Regions from separate parts of the Mus musculus genome. Here regions 1, 2, 4 and 5 are each linked to region 3. Evidence: chromatin loops called from intact Hi-C (ENCODE). Cell type or tissue: heart. All regions are shown on one strand. Region 1 holds the start of Gm32861 (a long non-coding RNA gene). Region 2 has its middle 19 kb from the start of Gm28863. Region 3 overlaps Ampd3 (adenosine monophosphate deaminase 3). Region 4 overlaps Sbf2 (SET binding factor 2). Region 5 has its middle 13 kb from the start of Gm39068.

Evidence for each region. Hi-C counts contacts between places; a loop is a spot of excess contacts. Peaks named below come from ENCODE experiments on the same cell type or tissue, not always from the same donor. Only the 100,000 strongest peaks of a DNase experiment are listed, where the experiment ranks them.
Region 1: a loop joins it to region 3, with 3 times the contacts of the local background. A loop is called at or near these places in 12 of 42 quality-filtered maps.
Region 2: a loop joins it to region 3, with 3 times the contacts of the local background. A loop is called at or near these places in 7 of 42 quality-filtered maps.
Region 4: it touches region 3 in a loop (5-fold over the local background); 7 of 42 quality-filtered maps call a loop at or near these places.
Region 5: it touches region 3 in a loop (8-fold over the local background); 38 of 42 quality-filtered maps call a loop at or near these places.

Annotation. Positions count from the first base shown.
Region 1 is chr7:110,286,445-110,291,444 of GRCm38, forward strand. It overlaps Gm32861 (a long non-coding RNA gene), which reads right to left and starts at 1,954. Exons shown (of 2, transcript XR_869865.3): 1 at 1,650-1,954; 2 at 1-653. In heart, no CTCF peak of the experiment used is centred here; DNase peaks (open chromatin) are centred at 627, 1,237, 1,857, 2,407 and 1 weaker place; H3K4me3 peaks cover 650 bases; H3K27ac peaks cover 3,477 bases; H3K27me3 peaks cover 87 bases.
Region 2 is chr7:110,647,529-110,652,528 of GRCm38, forward strand. No RefSeq gene overlaps it. Among named protein-coding and RNA genes, the nearest start is that of Gm28863, 19 kb to the left of the region's middle. In heart, a CTCF peak has its summit at 2,022 (motif pointing right); DNase peaks (open chromatin) are centred at 813, 1,383, 1,793, 2,203 and 1 weaker place; H3K4me3 peaks cover 217 bases; H3K27ac peaks cover 474 bases.
Region 3 is chr7:110,798,268-110,803,267 of GRCm38, forward strand. It overlaps Ampd3 (adenosine monophosphate deaminase 3), which reads left to right. Exons shown (of 15, transcript NM_001276301.1): 7 at 2,376-2,570; 8 at 4,165-4,296; 9 at 4,814-4,977. It also overlaps a transcript of Rnf141 not described here. Among named protein-coding and RNA genes, the nearest start is that of Gm39069, 20 kb to the left of the region's middle. In heart, no CTCF peak of the experiment used is centred here; a DNase peak (open chromatin) is centred at 2,954.
Region 4 is chr7:110,546,315-110,551,314 of GRCm38, forward strand. The region is part of intron 2 of Sbf2 (SET binding factor 2); the gene reads right to left. Among named protein-coding and RNA genes, the nearest start is that of Gm46027, 57 kb to the right of the region's middle. In heart, a CTCF peak has its summit at 2,142 (motif pointing right); no DNase peak of the experiment used is centred here.
Region 5 is chr7:110,724,382-110,729,381 of GRCm38, forward strand. No RefSeq gene overlaps it. Among named protein-coding and RNA genes, the nearest start is that of Gm39068, 13 kb to the right of the region's middle. In heart, CTCF peaks have their summits at 2,882 (motif pointing right) and 4,617 (motif pointing right); no DNase peak of the experiment used is centred here.

The DNA.
Region 1 (5,000 bases), 510 kb before region 3:
AGAGTTGGGGGAATATCCGAGATGCTTAGAGGCAGGTGTGCAACTTCTGAGGCGTCCAAGGAGGAATGAACCAAACAGCCCCAGAATGGGGCCCAGAAATACCTAGTTCCTGTCAGCTCATAGCCTAGCTCTTTACCTCTAAGCAAGCGGTGGTCGAGGGGATCTCAAGGGGCCAGGACTGCTATACCCCAGCAGGTCCCCAGGATCCACATCTCTGCTCCTGCACCTTGTGACTTCTTGGGTGGCTACTGAAGGTTTATGCCATGGTCACAGATTCTTCAGGGTTGACCAGCTCCTGCTGCTCTGAGTGGCATCTAGTCTCCATTTCTCCCAGGAATCTTCAGGAAAGCCGATACTAAGTGGAAAACACCCCACATGCCTTTGAGGGGACTTCCCGGACTCTTGATAGACAGGCTCGTTTGAATTCTTTCTCCTAACAAACAACTCTGTAGATTTTTTTCTATCACAAGGTGGTGTGATACCCAGTGTGGGAAATGGGAAAGCAGGTGTGAGCTCACCTGGGACAGTCAGCAAGGATTCCGAAGGGAGGCCTGTTGGATCTGTGTGTTTCTGGCCAGGCGGCCGCCAGGTGGCAGCCGTGCACCATGTCCGCGGGTTAAGACTGCGATGCCTGTGTTCTGCTGACCAGGATCCTGTCAGTGGGGACAATCCAAACTCTGAGCACTGCCGGGAGCCAGACCCCACCTAATTTTACCGAATCTCCCCAACCCATAGTGTTCACGTGATTTACCTATTTTACAGATGTGAAAAATTGGGCTCAGGAAGGTAGGTAGTCAGTCACCCCAAGGAGTCACAGGCTCTGGGGACCAGAAAGCCCAAATGAGGGGTCCTCTGTGCCAGAGGGCCCCCACCACTCCCACAATGCAGGCAGGCCTAAGGCATGGGGTGGGAGTTCTATGGTCTCTCTGTCTCTGAGGCTCCTGGCACTTTCCCTTGGGAGCTGAGGGGACCCTGAATTGCATCCTTGGTCCAGTGTGGTCACCACAGCTTTCTGTCTGACCATCCTTTACAATGCCTTCTGGGAGCAAGCCAGCAAGCTTGGAGTTTTGGCTGGAGGCGCCTTGGGGATGGGGGAGGGTGGAGGGTGGAGGATCAGCAGCCACAGAGAAGGGGCCTGTTTCCTGACTCTCTGACCCGGGCTGTCTCTGTGGAGGCCCCAGACCCAGGAAGGTCATCTAGGGCGAAATTCCAGCTTGAGCCCCCTGAGCAATGACTTCAGTTTTCTTGATAAGGCAGAAAAAGGGACACTGAGTGTCCACCCCACACCCCCTCTCTGTCAGCACCTCGGCTCTAGTGAGGCCTCTGTGGTAGACAGCCTGACGGGGAGAAGAGACAAAGATAGACTGGGGACAGATAAGGACAGAGACAGCCAGGGACAGATGGAGCATAGAGGTGAAGATGGGGCAGCTGCCTGTGGGGAACCCCAGGGGTCAGCACCCGGCCTCTGTCTCAGCTTGCTAAAAGCTGGTTGATTGTCAAGGCTGCCACAGAGAGACTTGGGGGATATAGCAGGAACATTGGCTGTGCCGCCAGCTTGAAGAACACAACTCTAATGCCTGGGCCTGGGTCCTAGTGTGTGACTCCTGAGGCTGGTGTTTCCGTGTGTTGATGGAGTCAGGGGGTGTTACCTCTGAGGTTCCAGGAAGCATCAGCAAAGAGGTTGAGGGGCCTTGGCTCCATGGCCACCGCTGTTGGATAGGAACTGCTACTGCTTTGTGGCCTTCCAAGGTCACCTGGCCTCACAGTCTTCCAGGCACGGTCTGTGAGAGAATATTTGCACCCAACACTGTCTATTTGGCTTGTCAGGTTGGTGGAAGCTGAAAAGACACAGCTGGCCTGTGGGCTCCTGGGTCACCATGTGCAGTTGAGTCACAACCCTCAGGGAACAAGAGCCTGGACTCAGGGCTGTGCCCACAGACACATCCACACAGGTACCCAGATGCCTTGTGCAGCTGAGTCACTGTCACTCCTTGGGGAGCGCGTGCTGGCTCGCATGTGTACACAGGTACATAGAGACAGGGTGCACCTGACTGTGAGTCACTGGTGCCAGCCAGCTCTGAGGGAGGGCACTGAGAGTCTGTCCTGCCATCCCTGTTTAAAAGCAAATACTCACATGCCTACATAAGAATGTATGCCTAAAGCACGGCTTCTTCGTACTGGGGTGTGTGTGTGTGTGTGTGTCAGAAATACTTGTTGAATGAACATACGAGCAGAATGAATGGACAGACAAACGAAGAGATGGGTGACACCCCCCTCCCTGCTTGGTAAAATTGGTCAGGGCAGCTCCTCAGGGTGGGTCCAATGCTCTGTGTCTGCAGGGAGTTGTCTTGCTCCAAATATAGCCTCCATGGGTGGGCGGGGAGCCAGGGATGCTTCTCAGGCAGTGACTTCACTGGGCCCAGGGCCCAGCCTCTGTGGACTTGGAGAAAATGAACAGAGGCCCAGCTTCCCATAGCCAGGCTTGAACTGTGGGGCTGGAGCCGTCAGTGCCACCGCTTGGCACCTGGAACTGTGGCACAGGGGTGGTACAGATGGGTGCGGAGAGCTTCTGGGCTGGCACTTCTTGGGGAAGGCAGGGGCCTGCCTGCTGATTGCATAACGCAGACCCCCTGCCGGGCTGTCCTTCATCTGGCAGGGACAGCCCTCTGGCCTGGGCTTGCTCCCAGGCCACTCCTTTGTTTCTGGAATCTTTTCTTTTTTTATTATTTCTTTTATTTTTTGAGATTGTAATGTAATTACATCATTTTCCCCTTCTCCTTCCTCTCTGCAAACACTCCCTAACAACCCCCTTGCTCTCTTTCAAATTCATGGCTTCCTTTTTTCCCCCATTAATTGTTGTTACATACATATGCATGTATATGTGTGCGCATGTGTGTGTACACATATGTTTTCCTAACTATAACCTGCTCAGTGTAGATAATGGTACTTGTTTGTATGTTTTCAGGCCTGACCACTTGACATTTGATAATCAGCTGGTGTGCTTTTCCTTGGGAAAGACTTTGAGCAGTCCTTAGTTGCCTGTAGTTCTTTATGGAGGGTTGGGGCCTCGTGGGCTCCCTGTCCACTTTGGCATGTCTATAGTTGATGTCTGCTTTCAGCTTATGTTCAGGCTGCCATGTTGGTGAGACTTCATGGGTGTAGTAGCATCTGAAATGACTAGGAGGCAGGGTCTCACAGCCATCTCTGGTCCTCTGACTCCTACAATCTTTCTCTTCCCTGAGCCTTAGGTGTGGCATGTTTTGAAGATGTACCCACTGGGACTCGGTAGGATCCTCTTTCCTTGGCACCCCCCCCCCCAATTCAGCTCAGCAGTTGTAGTATTACTGGAGTTGACATCCTGCCTTTAGACCTGTCCTTTCTGCCCTGCCCTGCTCACAGCTGTCAGGCATTTTTCTAAAATAAAGATCTGACTCAGCCCTTTTCTGTTGGAAAGGCTCCCTGTGGCTTCTCCCGGTGAGCAGCAGGTTGGATGCCTCCCCCGGTGCTCAAACCATCTTTCCTGGGTCCACCCTACCTGGGTGTTTCGAAAGGCTGTCACATGGACAATGTGCTGGCTAGTTTTAGGTCAACTTGACACTAGCTAGTCATCAGAGAGAGAGGAAAATAACTCCATAAGAACAGGCTGTAGGCAAGCCTGTGAGGCATTGTCTTAATTAACATTGATGAGAGGGCCCAGCCCATTGTGGGTGGTGCCATCCCTGGGTCCTGAGTTCTCTAAGAAAGCAGGCTGAGTAAGCCATGGGGAACAAGTCAGTAAGCAGCGCCCTCCACGGCCTCTGCATCAGCTCCTGCCTCCAGGTTACAGTTCTGTTTCTACCTGCCTGCCTTCCACAAGGGACTGTGCTATGAGACTGTGGGCTATGGCATGGGGTCTCATCACAGCAACAGTGATCCTAACTTGGGCAGAAATTGGTACCAGGATTTCAGAGTACTGCTGTGATAGACTGACTATGTTATTTTTAGGAAGATTGTGGAAAGACTTTGGAACTTTGGGTTTGAAAAGCCATCGAGTGTTCAAAGCTCAGTGAGCTGCTGCTCGGTGGGAGCTTAGAAGATAAGAGTTGAGAGGAATGGGGGTGATAGAGGCCTGGCTTGCGAATGAACTTCCGGAGGGAAGATTGAGAATCCCTTATTTTGGGGCCATTGCATATTTTTAAATAGGAACCTGTGGTTCTGGTCAGCTGGGCTTAAAGAATAGGCTGTGATTAGCAAGAGGCCAGAACCAGAGGTAAAACCGTTGCTTTGCCGGGACAATTGATGGTGGTTAGCTGGAGCCGAGAAATTAGCGGTGATTAAGAAGACACCAGCATTGCTGAGGTGGAGTCTTCTGGGAAGTGTTTCCTCAGAGTCAGCAGACAGAGGCTGTTCCAGCAGTGGCCAAGGCTGCTCACTTTGGTCTCCCAGGTGGCTCTGGTGTCGAAGGCATCAAGGGGTCATGGAGAGGCGCTAAGGCTTGACAGAGTGAGAGGCCGCGGAGGCCATAGGTTAGGGTGCAGCCTCAGAGCAGTGGAAACCCCAACAATGAAGAGGTCATGGAGAGGAGCTGAGGTGTGAGTGGAGTTCAGGAGTGGTTATTGGTAAAAGTGCACCCCCATGGCAGCAGAAGATGCTGGCACATTGGAGATGCCAGTACCGTGGGATGACCGCTGAGGACAGCAGCAGCGTGGAGAGCGCGCTGCAGAGGGCGGAGCCGGAGAAGTTAGCCTAGTTCTTAGGAGGAGCCCAGAAAACCGTGAGTGGATTGCAGAGATTGGACCCTGGGATATTTACACTGCTGGAATTTACTTTTGCTTTTTCCAGACTGTGAGTGTGGCCTGGTTCTTTCCTCTTGAAGTAAGGAAGTATCTAACTTATTTTGGCTTTATAGGACTCCACAGTTGAGAAACTTTTAAACTTTTTTTTTTTTTCCTTTCTGGTTATTTAAGACAGGGTTTCTCTGTGTAGCCCTGGCTGTCCTGGAACTCACTCTGTAGACCAGG
Region 2 (5,000 bases), 150 kb before region 3:
TGCTCACCCCAGAAGACTCAGCCTATGCTCCAAGTTCCTGCCAGAAAGTTCTACCTGCTCCTTCACCCTGAGTTGGTGGAGAGAGAGGGGATAGCAACTGCTGAGAGAACTCCAGATGATCAGAAGGTTGGACAACCGATTGGCAGGTCACAAGGCCACCATAGCCGCAGCCTGACAAAGGTTCCCACACAAGGGCATGTGTAGGCTCTATGATGAGCATGTGGACAAGGCCGTTGCTTCTTCAACAAGCTTGCCTTTTGATGAGCAAAGTGGTGTGCGTGCCGGGTGGTGTCAGGGCATGATTGTTTCCCATTGTTTTTGATACCAGCTTTTATGCCTTCTGTTGTGTCTGGTAACTAAGATGCTGTCAAGAAAATACAGCAAGGCTTCTCTGAGCTGAAAAAGAGCACTTTTGCAATTAGCCTTTTGTCCCTTAGGTCTGTTTCTCTTAGAACAAATGTAATCTTACTCGCTACAGACTGTCTAAAATAGCTTTTCTGATGAGTCACCTAAAAGTAAAGTTGCAGATAGCCTATTGTTTCAGCCATAGCCAGCCAACTACTAGTTACACTCACTGGGGGACGGCTGCTCTATGCTCACATGTATTTTGAGGCCAGCCTTAAAAACATCCAGAGAGCATGAAATGCCTCAGACCATGCCTTGGTACTATGCATCTCAGAAGTTCAATTTGGTTCCTCAGGACCCAAGACACGTGAGGATTTTGCCCTCAGTCATTACGACCCCACCCCCACCCTCCGCACACGCGCAGCACAGGAGTGTGCGCAGAACCTTAGGGAAATCTCCAGGAGGCCATGCTGAAGGGTCAGAGGACTTTGTAGTTGCTCTGAGGAAGAAACGAAAGCTTTAAACAGAACATCGTGCCATGGCTTGAAAGGTCATTATCTAGTTCACACTTACCTCAGAATCTAAATATTGTCTGAAAATGGATAAGTTTGCCAGGACCGCGAGCAGTGAAATCACTCAAAATAGCTCTTAGGAATCTTCAAGGCCAGTGTGGCTCGGGCCGGCCATTGACACTCAAAGCCATTGCTGCCTGTGGGAGGAATTCAGCAGCAGTGAGACGGGGCAGCTGCTTAGAGGAAGGGTTTTCCTCCGTAGTCCTTGAAAACTGTAGATGCCTCTCTTCTTCAAGTGAGTCAACTTTGTCTCTCTTCCATCACCGGCAAGCGTGGGGAGGAGACTGGTGCTCTTCAAGTGGGTTCCTCAGCGCTGCAGACCTCTGAACAGTCTGCCCTCCCCCAACCCCAAGCTGTGGTGGCAGTGCCCATGTGGTGTCTTAGTAGGCAGCAGTGGCTACCAGCTTTACTTTGCTCCTGGCCGGGCCGCACCCTGGATTGGCTAAAGCCAGGTTACCTCCTTCCAGGCAGCTGCAGGGGTCAAAGTCCAGAGGAGTTCTTCCCAAGTAAACAAGTCGGACAAAGGCAGTTCCCAGCAGTACACGGGGCTGCACTCCAGAAGGCTGTTTGCAAATCTGTCCTTTGGAATCTGGAAGACTATTCCTGAGGAGGAACAATGTTATACTTTGTGGCAACATTCCCAGGCTATCCCATACCACTGAATGGACCCAGAACGGACTTATAATGAAGTGTTCTGGGCATAACGTTGTAGGCAATAGAGACATTTACTGAGCCCTGTAGGATACGGTGTGATATGTGAATTCAAAGTTAACCCCAGCTTTGTAGAGGGTTGACTTGGTGCCTTCCACTCTGCATTTGAGCAGCACCATCCTTTGGGCTCAGGTCCAGACTGACTAATAAGGAGGAAAAACGCTGAACCCGGCCATGGCACTCCTCTCTCTGCTTCCTGACTTAGATGCAATGTGACCAGCTGTTCTGTGCTGTGACACCATCGACTTCCTTACCACAATGGACTGTACTTTCAAACTGTGAGCAAAAATAGACCCTTCCTTCCTTAGGCTATTTTAGGTGTTTGTGAAATTTATTTTTATCTTATGCATGTGGATGTTTAGCCCACGCACATCAGCACCATGTGAATGCCCTCTGAGGCCAGAAGAGGGCAGCAGATCCCCTCAAGCTGGTGTTAAAGATAGTTGTGAGCTACCACATAGGTGCTGGGAACCCACCCCAGGTCCTCTGGAAAAGCACCTGGTGCTCTTAACCATCTGAGCCTGCCCCCTTCTTATCTTTAGTCTTTGACAGGGCCTCCTTATGTAATCTGCTGCTTCCATCTCTTGATGCTGAGATTAGGGGCAGGATCTCAGGCCTGGCTCCTTCCTCTTTTTCTGTTTTCATTTTCCTCCTCCTCCCTTCAGTGTTCCCCCAACCCTCCCTTCTCATCAGGACTGGGATGGAAGGGGAAGTGAGAGTTGAGATGGATCCCTGGCCAGGGAAGAACTATTTACTGGAGGGGCAGAGAGAAACTTCTATAGTTTTGCTCTGGTAATGTCTTTGCTCATAGGTCTCAGATGAAATGGTAGGTTTAGATTCCTACAGGAGTTTGCTAAGACCGGTCTTTTATGCCTTTGCAGGAAGACTAGGAATCTGAGAAGAACAACTTACCTAGTTAAGTTAAGGAGTGGGAAATTAGAGTACACATAACAGCTGAAAATCAGATTTTCAGTTAGTGTGTGACTTAGAGATTTAGGCCCAGGTTCCCAAGGAGAGGAGACTACAATAACAGAATAAGTTAACTCAGCCAGCATGATGGAATTTTCAGAAAGGAACCGGGTTTCTTGATAGGGAAACTTTGTTATCCCCCTCTGTATGGGGGAGTAAAGAGCTCATTTGTCTTCTCACATATAGTGTTTTAAAGAATATGCTAGAAGATGGGAAAAGTGTGTAAGAAAACATTTCACAAAAAATGGGGTCAAGTGGGGGGTGGGGTGATGGTGGAGGGACAGTGAGATGGGACAGTGGGTAAAGATTCTTTGAGCCAAGTCTAATGACTTGAATTTAATCCACAGTGGTGGAAGGAGAAAATGACTCTTACAAGTTCTCTGACCTCTGATGCACGCCATGGCACTTGTCTATGAGTGCACACACACTTCTGGAAAACAGATCATTGTAAATAGAAATATATGGGTCAAGAGTGCCACGTTCCAAGAGGGAGATGAATGCCTTAGTGTGGAAGTCGAGCTCCGGTGTGGTCTGCCTAGAACAGGATCAAACTGCCACCCTCTTATCTGCACAGTAGATTTATGGCTGTGTTCAGGAGTTGACCTAGCCTTTGTTTTTATCAGCCACATTCCATTAATGCCTCAGAATGAATCTGTGGTCAATTAAAAGCCTGGTTGTTTTTATTTATTTTATTTATTTATTTTTTTACATGAATAGCTACCAAGCCAGGAATCCCTGTGAATCTGTGCTCTTGAGGTTTTTTTGTGAGCTAAGGACAGAAGTTTTACAAATGGTCCTCAATGAATCACAGGCCAGCTTACATCTTGCTTCTTTATCTAGCAGCTAAGACAAACTTTGTGCTAGCCTTTCAGAGATCCAGAAAGAAGCTGGAAACCCACTTCATAATAGTCTTTTTTTTTTTTTCTTTTCATTTTTGGTTTTTCAAGAAAGGGTTTCTCTGTATAGCCCTGGCTGTCCTGGAACTCACTTTGTAGACCAGGCTGGCCTCAAACTCAGAAATCCACCTGCCTCTGCCTCCCGAGTGCTGGGATTAAAGGTGTGCGCCCACCACGCCCAGCTTTCTCATAATAGTCTTATGCTGTTTGTCCCCTGGAGCTCTGCCAGCTCTGGCTCCAGAGAGGCTTTGTGTGGTACTTTAATGAGATCAAGTTACACTGTCCGTGATGTTTCTACCGCTGGAATTTTGGCCCTGACCCAATACCTTGTACATGGTAGATGCTCAATAAAAATTTGTTGAATTAAATTGAATCTTGTGACTCATCAACCTCAACCATATATTTACAAAAGGGAGCCAAGACTCATTCCAGCCAGACTCCCTTGGTTTCCTAGTATTCTTCGTAGTCATTTTACTTTATTGGTGAGATAGAGTCTTATCCTGTAGCCTGTGCCACAGGATGTAGCCCTAGTACAGGATGTAGTCCATCCTGTAGCATAAGCTGTCCTGTGATTCGATGAGGACCATTTAGTATAGTCCAGGTTGGTCTTGAACTCTCAGTGATCCTCCTTCCTCCGTCTCCCAAGTACAGGCGTCAAAGGCATGTGTCATTGTACTTGACCTCTTATTGTTGTTGTTGTTGCTTTCAGTCAAAATGTAAAAATGGAGGGGGGGGTATAGTTATGGTTTACCTAGCTTGTGAGGGGCCTTGGGTTTGATTCTTAATACTAAAAGAAGAGAAAGAGGAAGAGGAGGATGGAGAGGAGGAGAGGGGGAGGAGGAGGGAGAGGCAGAAGAGGAGGAGAAACAAGTCAGCAACTTCAGAGGCAAAGTTAAAATACTACCTATTATGGGAAAAATAAAACCAGAGGACATTTATACAGAGACTTTCTATGGAAAATCTGTGCAGTTGATTTCATCTCTACTTAGTTTAAGGAACAATGCCAAGTAGACTCCCATCAGCTCATGACAAGAGAGTGGATTCGGGCTTAGAGATGGCTCAGCAGTCAAGAGCACTAGCTGCTCTTCCAGAGGTCCTGAGTTCAAATCCCAGAAACCACATGGTGGCTCACAACCACCATGGGATCTGGTGCCCTCTTCTGACAGTGCAGGCATACTTGAAGACAGAGCACTCATATAGATAAAATACATAAATAAATAAAGCTTTGAAAATGAGAAAGAATGGATTTAACAAGTCTAACCTCAGAGTTTGCTCTATGTTGTAGGTGTTTTTAAAATGTATACACTTTATTTTATCATTTTAAAAATTATATTTGTGTGTGTGTGTTTGCCCCAATAGGTACCATGTACATGCAATGCTGAAGAGGCAGTCAAGGGTGTTGGCTCTCCCTGGGACTGGAGGTTGTGGATGACTGTGAGTGGTCCTGTGGGTGCTGAGAATTGAACCCACGTCCTCAGGAAGAACAGTCTGTGCTCTTAGCCTCTTA
Region 3 (5,000 bases):
CTGCTGCAGTTCTAGCGTGCAGGCTGGAGTCTGGTAGGTAGCACCCTGAATTGTGACCTCTCTTGTCTTCTTGGGATCATGAGAGGTGAGCCAGCATGCTCACTGTGTCTCTAGGGCACCCGTTAGCCAGGTGACAGCCTGTAAGTGAAACAGTAAAAAAAGAAGAGAAAATGGAGGGGTGAGGGAGATAGGACAGGCAACGTGAGGAGTGATTGTACTCTAAAAAAACCCAAACAGCCCACTCTAGCTTGCATGTGCACGGGGATGGTGTGGCTGACTGAGGACAAGGGAAGAAGCCACGAGGCCAGGAAAGAGGTCGCTCTGGACTCAGGAGTGAGTTTTTTGGTGGCAGTGGGGGTGGGACACACGTTTGGGAGGTAGAACTGATGTGATTAGCTGGTACTGAGACGAGGGTAGGAAGGCCGCCCACTTTTTCACAATGAACTTCTGAGGTCAGGATCGGTCATTTCTCAAGACACTGAGGACCAGGAGATGGTCAGGTTTGCACTGTGGTCTGAGACGGAGAGTGCATTCTGGAGGTATATTAAATTTGAACTGTCTGTGAGTTCCTCGAATAGAGACGTCCGTTAGGTAATTACTTAGTTCTGGGACTTTCAGCTCATGGTCCGCAATTGGGAGTTGTTTAAAGAGAAAAATTAAAGGCACAGGCGGCTCAGCTCTTGGTGTTCTCGCAGAGAACTGGAATTCAGTTCCCAGCATTCACGGCAAGCAGTTTACAACTGCACACAATTTCATTTCCAGGGGATTGATGCCCTTTTCAGCCCCACCCCCACCCCTTGCCTCTTTGTTCTCTCTCTCTCTCTCTCTCTCTCTCTCCTCCCCTCCTCTCTCTCTCTCTCTCTCTCTCTCTCCCTCCCCTCCCCTCCCCTCCCCTCATCTCATCTCTCTCTCTCCTCCCCTCCCCTCCCTTCCCTTCCCCTCCTCTCTCTCTCTCCTCCCCTCCCCTCCCCTCCCTTCCCCTCCTCTCTCTCTCCCCTCCCCTCCCCTCCTCTTCTCTTCTCTCTCTCTCCCCTCCCCTCCCCTCCCCTCCCCTCCCCTCCTCTTCTCTTCTCTTCTCTTCTCTCTCTCTCTCTCTCTCTCTCTCTCTCTCTCTCTCTCTCTCTCTCTCTCTCGACTCCTCTCTCCCTCAAGCCCCCCCTCCCCACTTCCACTCCCTGGTGTATATGCATGTATTCACATACACATGAAAAAAAATAATCTTTAAAGACACAGGTGGCATAGGTCAGGGGTGAGGATGAGCTGTCACAAGAGAGGTCAGAGGTGAAGAGACAGCTCTATGTTACAGGAGTTTAGCAGGACACAGAAGACCTGAAACATTCAACAAGGAAGCCAAGGTCCCACTGGGCTCCAGGCTGGTGCCTCCTTTGGGGAATCTGTGTTTCCATCAAGTGCAGGGGACCCACGCTCCTGACTCCTGTCTGTGAGTCAGAATTTTCTCTGCGGTCTGAGTCCACATGTTGGCTTCCAGTCAGGATATTTGTTTCAGAATGGGGCTTGAAATTCCTGGGCTCAGGTGAGGTAGAGTTGACTGAGAAAGGTGTGGTGGGTGCCCTTTTAGGGGTATTGCTTTGGGAATTCCCAGAGAAGTCAGTGGGAAGGGTTGGATCTCAATGGTTATATGAACCCATTGGAACAGATGGCACCGGTTCTCTCTTCATTCGTTCGTTCATTCATTCATTCATTCACTCACCATTGACTCACCGATACCTTGGACCAATTCTTGGGGCAGGTGTGACGTGGATGCAGTGGACCTGGTCCCTGCCCTTGAGGAGGTCCCAGGCAGATAGAAACATGTAAGAGAGGTCAGGAGGATGTGCCCACCAATGTGGATGACTATCCCAGGTGCCCAGGCTGGGCAAGAGAGAGAATGGATTAGCTGTGCCCAGGGGATCAGGGTTGGCTCTCGAGTGGATGAGCTTGGCAGGAAGGAAGGAAACCTGTGGGCTGAGAAAGGCATGGGCAATGTGATACCACAGAGCAGCTTGGTGTCTGAGGAGCCAAACATGGCTCCCCACATGTGACGGGGGCAGCTGGAAGAGGAGAGATTATGATTGCATGCAGCCTTAATTCCAGGTTCAAGTGCTGGGACTGTGTATGCAAGAGAGAACTTGTCAAGTGGGTAAACAAGAAATCAAAACAAAAATATCTTGATGCTGTTTAGATATAGGCTGGGGGCAGGCCTGCAGGAGCAAAGACTAGCTCCGAGGCCTGGAGAAAAAATAGGAAGGGGGATGGTTGGCATTCTGTCCACAGCCAGTGTGGTGCTGAGACTCTGTGTTCCGCCTGGAGGGTTGAGGCTCTTCGGTCACTAGGGGAGGGGACTGGCTCATTGACCAGTGGGTGATGTGTTCCAGGTAGACACACACATTCATGCAGCGGCCTGCATGAATCAGAAGCACCTGCTGCGTTTCATCAAGCACACGTACCAGACAGAGCCCGACAGAACTGTGGCGGAGAAGCTAGGTCGGAAGATCACCCTGCGGCAGGTGTTTGACAGCCTGCACATGGACCCCTACGACCTCACGGTGGACTCGCTGGATGTTCATGCAGTAAGCTAGCTCTGCCCTGGGTACTTCTATCAGGAGTGCTCTGTCCACAGAAGCCAGCATGCCTGTGCTTGGACAGTTGGTGGCTGGGGAAATCATCTTACTTTGCTTGTAGTAGAGCCGTGGAAGGAATCCGGTGGTATTGAATAGTGAGGCTGGGAACAAATGAGTCAAAGGAAGACCGTGAAGTCGGATGGTTACAAATTCTAATCCCCCTCAATCACTTAGGAGTCATGTACCCTTAGGTGAATCGCTTAAACTTTCATTTTCTTGTCAATAAAATGATGACTGTAGGGCTGGAGAGATGGAGGAAAGAGCATTTTCTACTCTTGCAAGAAGACAGGGCTCTCAGAAACCAGTCAGGCACTCATGAGCGCTTATTACTACAGTCCTAGGGACTCCGCGCCATCTTCTGGCCATTACAGGAACTGCATGCACTCAGCACCCATCCAGCCAAGCAGACACATATTAAGTAAAAATATCCATACATTTTTTAAAAAAGTATTTAAAAAGTGATGACTATCATGTACCTTGTTAATTTTCAAAGTTGTTAAGATGCTGAATGATGGTGCAGTTGCTATAGAGACAGCAGAGTGGTCCTTTAAAATGTTAGCTGTAGAATTCCATAGACTTCATAGCTTCTATTCACGCCCTTGAAGGCACTGAAAATGGAGACTTCAGTAGACACTTGCACTCCGCTGTCCATAGCAGTGTTATCTTCAGTATTCAAAAGGTAGAAAATAGCACAATTATTAGACCATAGACAATAACTAACCCAAATGTAACAAATGCACACACAGTAATTACTGTTCAGACTTAGAAAGACAGAGTAAAAACTTAATTTTTTTTTCTGATTATATTTTTTTGTGGTGTATGTGTGTATGTTTTTGCACCTGTGTGGCACATGTATGTATATGTGTAGGCCTGAAGTTGATGCCAGTAATCATCTTGGTTTACTCTTTCTCCATATTCATTGAAGCATAAGGGTCTCTCAATCAAATTCAGAGTTCATCAATAGAGCCTAGCCTTAGCCAGCTTCTTTGGGGCTCCCTTCTCTTTGCTTTCTGAGGTCAGAATTAGAAGTGGGGCCACTATGCCCACCTGGCATTGGTTTGGGCTTCAGAGGATCTGAATCTGGTCACGGGGTGAGCAGTAAACAGATGAGCTGCTGAGCCATCTTCCCCGACCCTAAACTTGAGACTTTTGCTTGTTCAGTGGTCTGTAAGTCACTTATGTTCCTCACACGTCCAGGACCTTGACACTCCACCACAGAGTGCCTGTCCAAAGAGTCCTATGGCTGACTGAGGGACATGGTCCTGGCACACAGAATGACCAAGGTTTCATGCAGAAAGTTGTGGTGACGCATGCCTGTAATTCTATCACTATAGAGGATGAGGCAGGAGGATTGCAAGTTAGAAGATATCCTGCGCTACACAGTGAGGCTCTGCCTAAAAGAAAGAAAGGGAGGGAGGGGGATCTGGAGCTAAAGGAGGGGGTGACTACATTTTCCAGCGTGGCTGTCTTGGAAAGGCCAGGAGAAACATATTAGGTAGCCGCATGGAATTGTGATGCAGCCAGCCGGTGGTCTCCTCCTCAGGGCCGCCAGACATTTCACCGCTTCGACAAGTTCAACTCCAAGTACAACCCCGTGGGGGCCAGCGAGCTCCGGGACCTGTATCTGAAAACTGAGAACTACCTCGGGGGAGAATACTTTGCTCGCATGGTCAAGGTGAGTGAGCCCTCAGCCTCTTCAGATACCTGCCGTTGTCTGCATTCAAAAAGTAGGGGCACATGTGACCCTCTGTCCCTTCCTCTCCCTGAAGGCCCTTCTGTCTACCACCCAACACAGGCAAGTGCTGGTCTCCTGCTCTTGAGCATGGACAAGTGTGTCCTGTGGGCCGATGGCAGGGAAGGGGCGAGAAGGGAAGAGCTCCTAGCATCCTGGCGCCACCTCTGTTTATTACAGCCAGAACTCGGCTGGTTGCAGGCTGGCTTCAGGTAGAGACATGGCTGCTGCCCAGCCTGGTTCTGCAGCCAGGCCTGTTTACAGCCTGCCGGTGTCAGACCCTGGCCTCCCTCCTAGGAGACGCCTCGGCAGGGGAGTGGGTGCTTATGTGGCAACGCCAGGAATTTAGATCAGCCTTTCTACCTATGAGCAGGTAGCTAAAGGACCCCAGGGCCCACCTAGGGATGGGGTCTCCCATGTGTCCGGGAGGCTATGGGGCTGACTCAATTCTTGGTATCAGGAAGTGGCCCGGGAGCTAGAGGACAGCAAGTACCAATACTCAGAACCCCGGCTCTCCATCTATGGTCGCAGTCCCAAGGAGTGGTCTAGCCTGGCCCGCTGGTTCATCCAGCACAAGGTCTACTCACCCAACATGCGCTGGATCATCCAGGTGCCCCGCATCTAGTGAGTATCATGCTCTCGTCTGC
Region 4 (5,000 bases), 250 kb before region 3:
CCAGGGGCAGCCCCAGGACTAGGAGTAGTTGGCCAACACAAAACAAACTCAATGGCCTTTTGGAGGTTGCTTTTTGCTACCTTCACTTTTTCGGGGGGGTCTTACTGGGTTTTTGTTTTGATTCTCATCTCTCTCTCTCTCTCTCTCTCTCTCTCTCTCTCTCTCTCTCTCTCAGGTGAAAGGGAAAGTGGATGGACTCTGGGAGGAAGGGAAATATGATCAAAATACATTATCTAAAAATGTTTAATTAAAAAACATATAAAGACTTTAAGAACCCAGAATTCCAACTCATTTTGATTATCAGAGCTCAGAAATATGTGGAAAAGCCATCAATGTCCAGTGAAATTCAAATAATGGAAAACACACTTGATTAAAAAATGAATAGCTTAACCACTCAGATTTTTTGACAGGTTATTTCTGGTTCTAAACTAAGTACATAGCTCTAAACTGAAGGAAATACTAAGGTTGTACTACCCCTTAGGGAAGTCTTTCAGTCAGTTATAATCTCAATTGTAAAATCTAACTTGTTTATTTAGAGCCCTACTGGTGCCATAATTCCCCAGTCCACAAACCCTATGGATAGCATTTGTAAATGAGGTCTATCTTAGACAATAAAAATAACTTGGAACCACCAACTCTGTAAATATCTCATTAGTCTTCAAAGTTTAATAATAAAATGCTTCCCTACTACTGTTTTTATTATTATTTATTATTTGATGTGTATGGGTGTACTATCTATATGTATGTCTATGTATTATGTAGCTATCTGGTGCCCACAGAATCTGGAAGAGGGTGTCAGATGCTCAGAAACTAAAGTTCCAGTAGCTGTGAGCCACCATGTGGTACTAGGAGCCAAACTGGGATTCTCTGAAGAGTAATAAGCAGCCAGTGATCCTACTATTGTCTCTCTAATGTTATTTAATTAACCCTTCCTGATAAGAAGAAGAATTTAAGATTAGAGCCGGGTAGTGGTGGCCTGTGCCTTTAATCCCAGCACTTGGAAGGCAGAGGCAGGCAGATTTCTGAGTTAGAGGCCAGCCTGGTCTACAAAGTGAGTCCCAGGACAGCCAAGGCTACACAGAGAAACCATGTCTCGAAAAACAAAAAACAAAAAAAAAAAAAAAAAAACAAAAAAAAAAAAGAATTTAAGATTAGTTTTGCTTTTAACAAAAGTAATTAAAAGTCAGCTTGCTCCATGTATTAGTGAGTGTCCAACACACATAGGCCAACCTCAGCAATGTGCGTATGCTGGGCACACGGAAAATATTTTACTTTTAATGAGGTCAAAAGATCACAGTTTTATTATCTTAGCAAATAGCAAATAGCTATATGGCACAGGGACAAGCTATTAAATCTCTCTAGATTTCAATGGATAATACTTAGAATAAACAGAAATTAATTTCACATTTAACTGTCCTAAAAGTGTCTATGTTCTCCCTGGCTTTCCAAATATTGACTTTATATCAACTTCTCACTTTTTGACATGATATATCTCAGTTCCCATATATGGTCCAGATTATAGATAGTCTTAAACAAACTTAGATTACCTTTAAACTAGTCACAATTACCCACCCAAGAGCATAAATTCTACCACGGCCTATTTATGTTCATGATTAATATATAAGATACATGCCTCTTTGTAGCTTGCATTATTTCTAAGGTCTCAGAAAGTATCCCTGTTACCCCCATCACTGGCACATTGCAATGCAATGCAATACTAAACATGAAATACAATATACAGAGAAATACTTCCTGATTAAGATGAAATATGAAACCCAGCAGGCTGGTACACATCTGCAATCCCACCACTGAGCAAGCTGAAGCAGGAAGACTTCAAACTAAGGCCGTCTAGAACACAAAGCAAAATTTTATTGAATGGAAAGAAAGTAAGGGGGAGGAGAAGGGAAGGAAGAAAATTTCAAGTCTTTTCTTGAAAAGAATGAAAAGTAATGATCATTAATTGATAATCATTGTAACTGATATATCCATATCACTGATAAATTTATAACTGACTCATAAATTTTAAGTTCTCGAAAACAAAAAATTGTTCCAATAAATGTACATATGTGTTTCTCCTGCCACTTTAGTGATCCTCCCTATAAAATCTTGTATATTGAGATCACTGACTTTTCACAGACACATAGGTGTCACCACTAGAGGCCACCAAATACTTCTTTTTCTTAAACCAACACATTTGTAAGTCATTCTAAGTCCTTACATTAGTTCACATTATAAGCAAATAACTATGAACTGTAATACCCAATAACTAAAAATGGCACACATGAATCTCTAAATAACAGTAAAAACCCCAACAAAGAAGGAAGCATGTTTCACACAGTGTACAGGATGTCTAGATCACCAGAGAACTTCTCCAGATTATAGTATACAAATATCACTACGTAGATGCCTTTGGAAATAGTGTATGTGAACGAGAGAGCTCATACTATCTCTGAATAGTGTCCCCTGCAAGCACGCGATTGCTATCCATGTGTATATACATGAACACATTATGATTGATATGTAAACTACCAGAGTCCTTTGTTTCATATTGCAAGGTATTTCACATATGTTTTTAATGTCTAAGTTGCCACCATCTACAGTAGTGATACACACAAAATTCCAGATTGCAGAAGATCGAGTATTGGGCAGATGATGTTAAGTTCCTTAGAAAACTCAGCTCTAAGTTCTTAGTGGGCTGCTGATCAAGTGTTCTGAGTCCACCTACTTTTGATACCCTCCTTCTCACTAAAAGTAGATGACCAACTACAGAAGGCCCAACTAGCCTCCAAATACTTACAGGACCAAGAGAAACTTACAAAACAGAATAAGGCTTCATCTTATCTGATCAACCACCATTCTGCATATAATATTTTCAAAAGTTTTCAAATACACCAGAGAAACAGCATTGTCATGTCTTAGATGTTGTACTTTTAAAATCCTGACCTAATTTTAGAAGGTCATAAAAATGCTTATAGTTTTATTTTTAAAGTTATAACTTTGGCTTTTACACTGAGTCTATAATGGGTTTTAAATCTATTTCTCCATACAGTTTAAAAGCAGATCGAGATTACTTGTTCAGATGGATACTCAGTTGTACTCCTATTTATCTATCCTGTCTCCTCCCCAACTACATCACTCCTGGAAACCATGGAAACTGATTTGCACTGTTCCCTGATCTATTAACACATGTCTATCTCTAAGCCAATGCCAAACCCTGTTGACTATGAAGCTTTATAGTGTATCTTGAAACAAGGTAGTATAATCACAGGTTTGTTCTCTCAAAACAGTTACAAACTGTCTTGCCCATTTGCCATACTGTCTGAAGACACATGTCTCCAATGCCTTACACTGTGTTAGACACTATCTTAGGTCTATACATAAACTCTACATCACACACTTTTAAAAGTAACCAGTAAAACATGGAACATAAAACCAACTATCTGAACCATTTTTACATGTACAGTTTTGTAGTGGTGGGTACATACACATTACTGGACAGCAATTTCTACAACTCTTTTCAATTTTGCAATGCTGAAAATCTCTGACTGAAAACAATTTAGTTTTTCTTTTCATCTTTTCCTACCCATGGAAACCTTCATTTTACTTACTGTTTGTATAAATTTGGCTACTCTAAATGCCACCTATAAATGGAAATTATATAGTATTTGTCTTTTAGTGACTCACTTGTTCCCACTGCACAATGTTTTCAAGGTCCACTGATGCTTTTATCAAACTTTCATATTTGTGACTGAATAATATTCCACTGTCCTGCTAAGTGTTCATCTATCCATCTGCCTCTGGACACTTGTGCTCCTTTCACTTTGGGGCTACTGTGAGCACCACTGTTAAGGGACTTGTAAGTACAAACGCCTGATTCCTTGGTTTCAGTTCTTTTGAACACACCCAGAAATGGAACTGCTGGCTCACAAAGTGATCTCACTTTACTGAAGAGCTGCTAAACTGTTCCCACAATGGTGGCATTGTCTAACATTCCCACCAACAGTGCACCAGACTTCAATTTCCCCCAAGCTGACATTTCTTTTTTATTTCTTATTTATTTATTTATTTATTTATTTATCGAGACAGGGTTTCTCTGTATAGCCCTGGCTGTCCTGGAACTCACTTTGTAGACCAGGCTGGCCTCGAACTTAGAAATCCACCTGCCTCTGCCTCCCAAGTGCTGGGATTAAAGGCATGCACCACCACGTCTGGCCAAGCTGACATTTCTTATTTTCTGAAGTTTTGACAGTAGCCATGGGGGCTAGAAAGATGGCTCAGTTAAGAGTGCTCTTTCAAAGACTGGAGTTCAGTTCCTAGCACAATTGCCTATAATTCCAGCTCCAGGAGATCTAACAACTCTAACCTCCAAGTGTTAGAGTTGCACTCATGTATACATAGCCATACACAAATACACACATATAGACATCGAAACATCATCATTGTCAATAGTAATAATAATAATAGTAATAATAATAATAATTTTAATAGTAGGCATGGCTACTATATACAATGGCTTTTATTTCATTTCACTAATGAAATAGTAAATCTTGCCCTAGATTTGTAGCCCTCTATAGATTTTATGCCATAGTTTCTCCTTCATAACAGTGGTGTTATAATCTGACAATTAACAATTGGCAATCTTAATTAAACAAGTCTCTACTAATGGATTTGTGTAATTTCCAATCTTTACCATGAATGACACACACACACATATATGTACAACTGTGTATACAAGTAGCCGTAATCTATTTGTTCAGGATAGCCCCAATTTAAGAATTCCTCCCAATTCCACTTACTCTCAGAAAACATTCCAGTTTAATTAAATAATTACTCTAATTTTAGTTTTAACATTAGGGAAAGGTGCTTTAAGTAAAATTAGGCAGGAGTTACCTTTGATTCAAGTTTTCAGACTATTATCAGAACTCACCTGCACTGGAAACCTACTACTAGCTAGACTAAAATATGAATGAACTCTCACTGAGACATGTAACCAATATGAT
Region 5 (5,000 bases), 74 kb before region 3:
GGCATTCCCCTGTACTGAGGCATATAAAGTTTGCATGACCAATGGGCCTCTCTTTCCACTGATGGCCTAGTCGATGACACGAGCTCGGGGGGAGGGGAGGATTGGTTAGTTCATATTGTTGTTCCACCTATAGGATTGCAGATCCCTTCAGCTCCTTGGGTACTTTCTCTAGCTCCTCCATTGGGGGCCCTGTGTTCCATCCAATAGCTGACTGTGAGCATCCACTTCTGTGTTTGCCAGGCCTTGGCATAGTCTCACAAGAGACAGCCATATCTGGGTCCTTTCAGCAAAATCTTGCTAGTATATGCAATGGTGTCAGTGTTTGGAAGCTGATTATGGGATGGATCCCCGGATATGGCAGTCTCTAGATGGTTCATCCTTTCGTCTCAGCTCCAAACTTTGTCTCTGTAACTCCTTCCATGGGTGTTTTGTTCCCAATTCTAAGAAGGGGCAAAGTGTCCATCCTTTGGTCTTTGTTCTTTTTTAGTTTCATGCGTTTAGCAAATTGTATCTTATATCTTGGGTATTCTAAGTTTCTGGGCTAATATCCACTTATCAGTGAGTACATACTGTGCGAGTTCTTTTGTGATTGGGTTACCTCACTCAGGATAATGCCCTCCAGGTCCAACCATTTGCCTAGGAATTTCATAAATTCATTCTTTTTAATAGCTGAGTAGTACTCCATTGTGTAAATGTACCTTTATTTTCTGTATCCATTCCTCTGTTGAGGGGCATCTGGGTTCTTTCCAGCTTCTGGCTATTATAAATAAGGCTGCTATGAACATAGTGGAGCATGTGTCCTTCTTATCAGTTGAAACATCTTCTGGATATATGCCCAGGAGAGGTATTGCGGGATCCTCCGGTAGTACTATGTCCAATTTTCTGAGGAACTGCCAGACTGATTTCCAGAGTTGTTGTACAAGCTTGCAATCCCACCAACAATGGAGGAGTGTTCCTCTTTCTCCACATCCACGCCAGCATCTGCTGTCACCTGAATTTTTGATCTTAGCCATTCTGACTGGTGTGAGGTGGAATCTCAGGGTTGTTTTGATTTGCATTTCCCTGATGATTAAGGATGCCAGTTTGGCATTTGTTGACTTTTTATAACCAGAAATTTAATATGGGATAGAGAACCCAGGATAATATTCATGTCCTGAAAGACCAAAGCAACAAGGCTATGACCCCTTCAGATCTCCTTGGATGGAGGGGTCCCTGGGATCACTTGTAGGTGCCCACTGTGCAATTGAACAGGACTCATGGATCCTGACACTAACATCCTGGTGACCCACGACAAGTGCTCCACAACTCCAGGGTGTGACCAGAGCCAGTTCCTCTGGACACTGGTGCCCTTGTCTTGTCTTAATACAGGGATCTCTGGCTAGGAAGAGGTTGGCTAACTGTTGCCAACCACATGGCCCAAAATAAGTCTGCTCATGGTTCAGGGAAGGGGGATTAGGTAGACACCAAGACTTGGACTTGCTGAGGATGCTGCAGGAGGGCTTCTTCTGGAGTCCCACTCAGAAACGAAGGTTGAGCGGGAAACCCTGAACACCTTGTCATGCATCCTAGCATCAAGTTTCCTTCCCCCGTTCTAGCATAACCTCTGACGTCACTTCTCCAATGGACACATGGGGCTCTATCAGGGAGATTGAGACAGGGAGTCTGGGGCTTCTGGCCTGCCGAGGCTCCCAAGAGTGTCAGAGCAAAGATGAGAGGTTCTGGAGTACCAGAACATTCCATAGAGATTCTACAGCTTGCTCAGTTTTTTTTTTTTCAGAGTGGAATCTACTGTCTTCATTTCAGATGCAATTCCGGTGTCCCCCAGTTTTCCCGTGTGCACTCACGACCATCAACTTTGACTTGTTCTGATTTCCATACAGGTTAATTTTCTCTTAACAATACTCAGCATCCTAATCTGTTTTCTATTGATGTGATCAACCCCAGAAGGGTTTATTTGACTCACAATCTGATCACAGCTTATCATTGAGGGAGTCTGGTCAGGAACTCAAGTAGGAGGAGAGGCAGGGACCATCCAGGAAAGCGGCCTACCAGCTTGCTTCCCATGATGCACTCATCTTGCTTCTTACACAGTCCAGGGTCACCTTCCCAGCGTCTCCTTACTCATAGTGGGCTGGATCCTTCCACAGCAATGATTAACTACATCAGTGTCCTATAGACTTGCCTATAGTCCAATTTGATGGAGGATTTTTCTCGGTTGAGGCTTCCTCTTATCAGGTGACCTTAGTGTGTGTCAAGGTGACAAAAAACTACCCAGCATACATAAATACCTTGAAACGAATGCTTGATCTATGACCTGAAGAAAAGATGGTATTTTTGTTGTTGTTGTTGTTGTTCTCTTTCTGTGACCACTTGTTCTGTGTTGTGGCTAGTGAAGAAAAGGTGGGGTCTCTGCCTAGACAAAGAGGGTGTGGCAAGTGTTTATGGTCCAGCATAGCTCTTTCCTTTTTATGTTTCAAGAGGACCCCAAATTCCTTGAGTGCCTGAGACCTAGAGTCTGCCTCTTTGCATCAAATTGCTGAAAAGATGGGTGTATTCCTCCCAGGTTCTCTCTCCTTTCTCTCCTAATGTCTCTCAGGTTTTGGAAGTGGTTTAGTGATCAAGGGTGGTCTCACTGGCTAACACAGGTGGAACTTGGCTCGTGATGTAGTAATGAAGATGAAGGGAGAGAGACAGATGGAAGCCCTGGAGTGGAGCCACAGGCTCGACCTCCCCAGGGACTGCAGGATAGCTATGTTGGGAGGATGCCTATGAAGGCATTCATCCCAGCCAGAGCCCATGGTAAACACAATGCTGAGTAACAAGGATGATAGACACAATGCCTGTATCTCATTTTCCTCTTGAGAGGCATATACAATAATGACCACTAGGGGGCAGGAGGGCCCTCTTTAGTAAGACAGCTTGCTAGTCAGAGCTGAAATTTCTCTCCTGGTCTCAGGGCCTGTGAACCCTCACTGCTTCCAGTTCATAGCTCACAGAGAGTAAGAGAATATAGGTATGGCACTTGGGGCCAGCTGAAGGGAATCTGGAGGTACCTGTATGGGGCGTAGTGAAAAAGATTCCATTGTGCTTATAATTAAAATACAAAGTAAAGGAAAATCTTAGGTATTGAATTTGTATAAACGTCGAAATGAAAGAATCACAATCATTTTACCACTAAACATGAGCCTGCTACAATCCAAACCTATTAGTATCTTATTACAGGCTTGAAGTGGCAATGTGAATGCTTCAAAATATCCTGGAGCATCGCTGACACGGAATTTTCTTTGAACAAATTGGTGAAACAAAACTTACAAGCAGGGGCTAGAGAGGTGGCTCAGTGGTTAGGAGCTCATCCTGTTCTTGAAGAGGACCTGAATTTGGTTCTTAGTACCTCTGTCAGGTGACTCACATCTGTAATTCTAGCTCTCGGGGGACCCTGAGCCTTTGGCCTCCGTGGACACCCTCACACAAATACACATAATTAAAAAAATTTTTTTTAATTTATAAGTAACTTTTTTTTTGGTTTTTTTGAGACAGGGTTTCTCTGTGTAGCCCTGGCTGTCCTGGAACTCACTCTGTAGTCCAGGCTGGCCTCGAACTCAGAAATCTGCCTGCCCCTGCCTCCCAAGTGCTGAGATTAAAGGCGTGCGTCACCATTGCCCGGCCAAGTAACATTTTTTTTGGCAAGGTATTGCTGCATATCTATGATTTGCCTGGAGCTCAATATTTAGACCAGGCTGGCCTTGAACTCACAGAGATCTGCCTGCCTTTACCTCCCCAGTGCTACAAATACATTTATAACCACTCAAAAGTCTATAGTGGTTGAAGTTGTATTTGAAGGTTATTAGAGCTTTCTCTTCTCATTTTTTTTCATCACACACACTTGACATTTCTTGTGAGAGGCATTGCATATTTGCCCACCAAATCTTTCCTGTTCAAATTCATACCATGGTGGTTATCTGTTGACTTATGGAACACATATTTGATTGTGGAATATCTGCCTTAAGACCCTCCCCTGAGGCGAGGGAAGACCACACAGCCGGCACCTAGAGAAAGAAACTCTTATCCTGCTGCTCATGAGGAGTTCTGACTTGTGCCTTCAGACCTGACATGACTCTGCCTTTCCCTCACAAACAAAAGCAGACGTGTCCTGTCTGGTATTGATACAACATGGGTGAATCTCAGAAAACATTATCCTGACTGAAGGAAGCCAGACACAAAAAGTGCAGGCTGTGTGATTCAATTTACTTGAAGTTTTAGGAAAGGAATAACAAATTTGTACTGATAGAAAGCAGATGAATATTTGTCTGGGTCAGAAGCAGGGGGGCGGGGGGAGAAGAGGTGACTACAGAGAGGCTCATGGGACACGGAGAGGACACAACAACCTTCTTCCTGAAGGCTGATTTCAATTCATGGAATTTCCATGGGTCACAAAATTATTTTCCCCCTTTCTTCCTTCCCTCTTTTTCCTCCTGAGAGGATCCCATGTGCTCAGCATGGCCTCAAACTTGTGCAATTGAGGATGATCTTGAATTCTTTAATTTTTTAAAAAAAATTTACGTCTATGGATGTTTTGCCTGCATGTGTCTGTCTGTACCATAAACATATCAAGGTGGCCAGAAGAGGGCATCAGATCCCCTGCTGCTGCAGTTCCAGACCATTAGTAAGTCACCATATTGGTGTTAGAAGTCCAGTCTGGCGCCTCTGGAAGAGCAGCAAGTGCTCTTAACCACTGAGCCAACTCTCCAGCCCTGACCTTGAACTCTTGGCCCTCCTGCCTCCACCGCCCACATGCTGGATTGGTTCCAGGAGTGCACCACCACCCTGGGTTTAAATGATTCATGCAGTTCTGGGGCTCAAACCCCAGTATCCTGTAAGCAGTCTGTCAACTGAGCTACATCCCCAGCCCCTAACTCTTCTTTTTCTTTTGATCTCCCTTCCAACTGTTAAAAAAAAAAAACTATAAAAACTATTTTTTTAGCCCATTGACAGGCATGGTT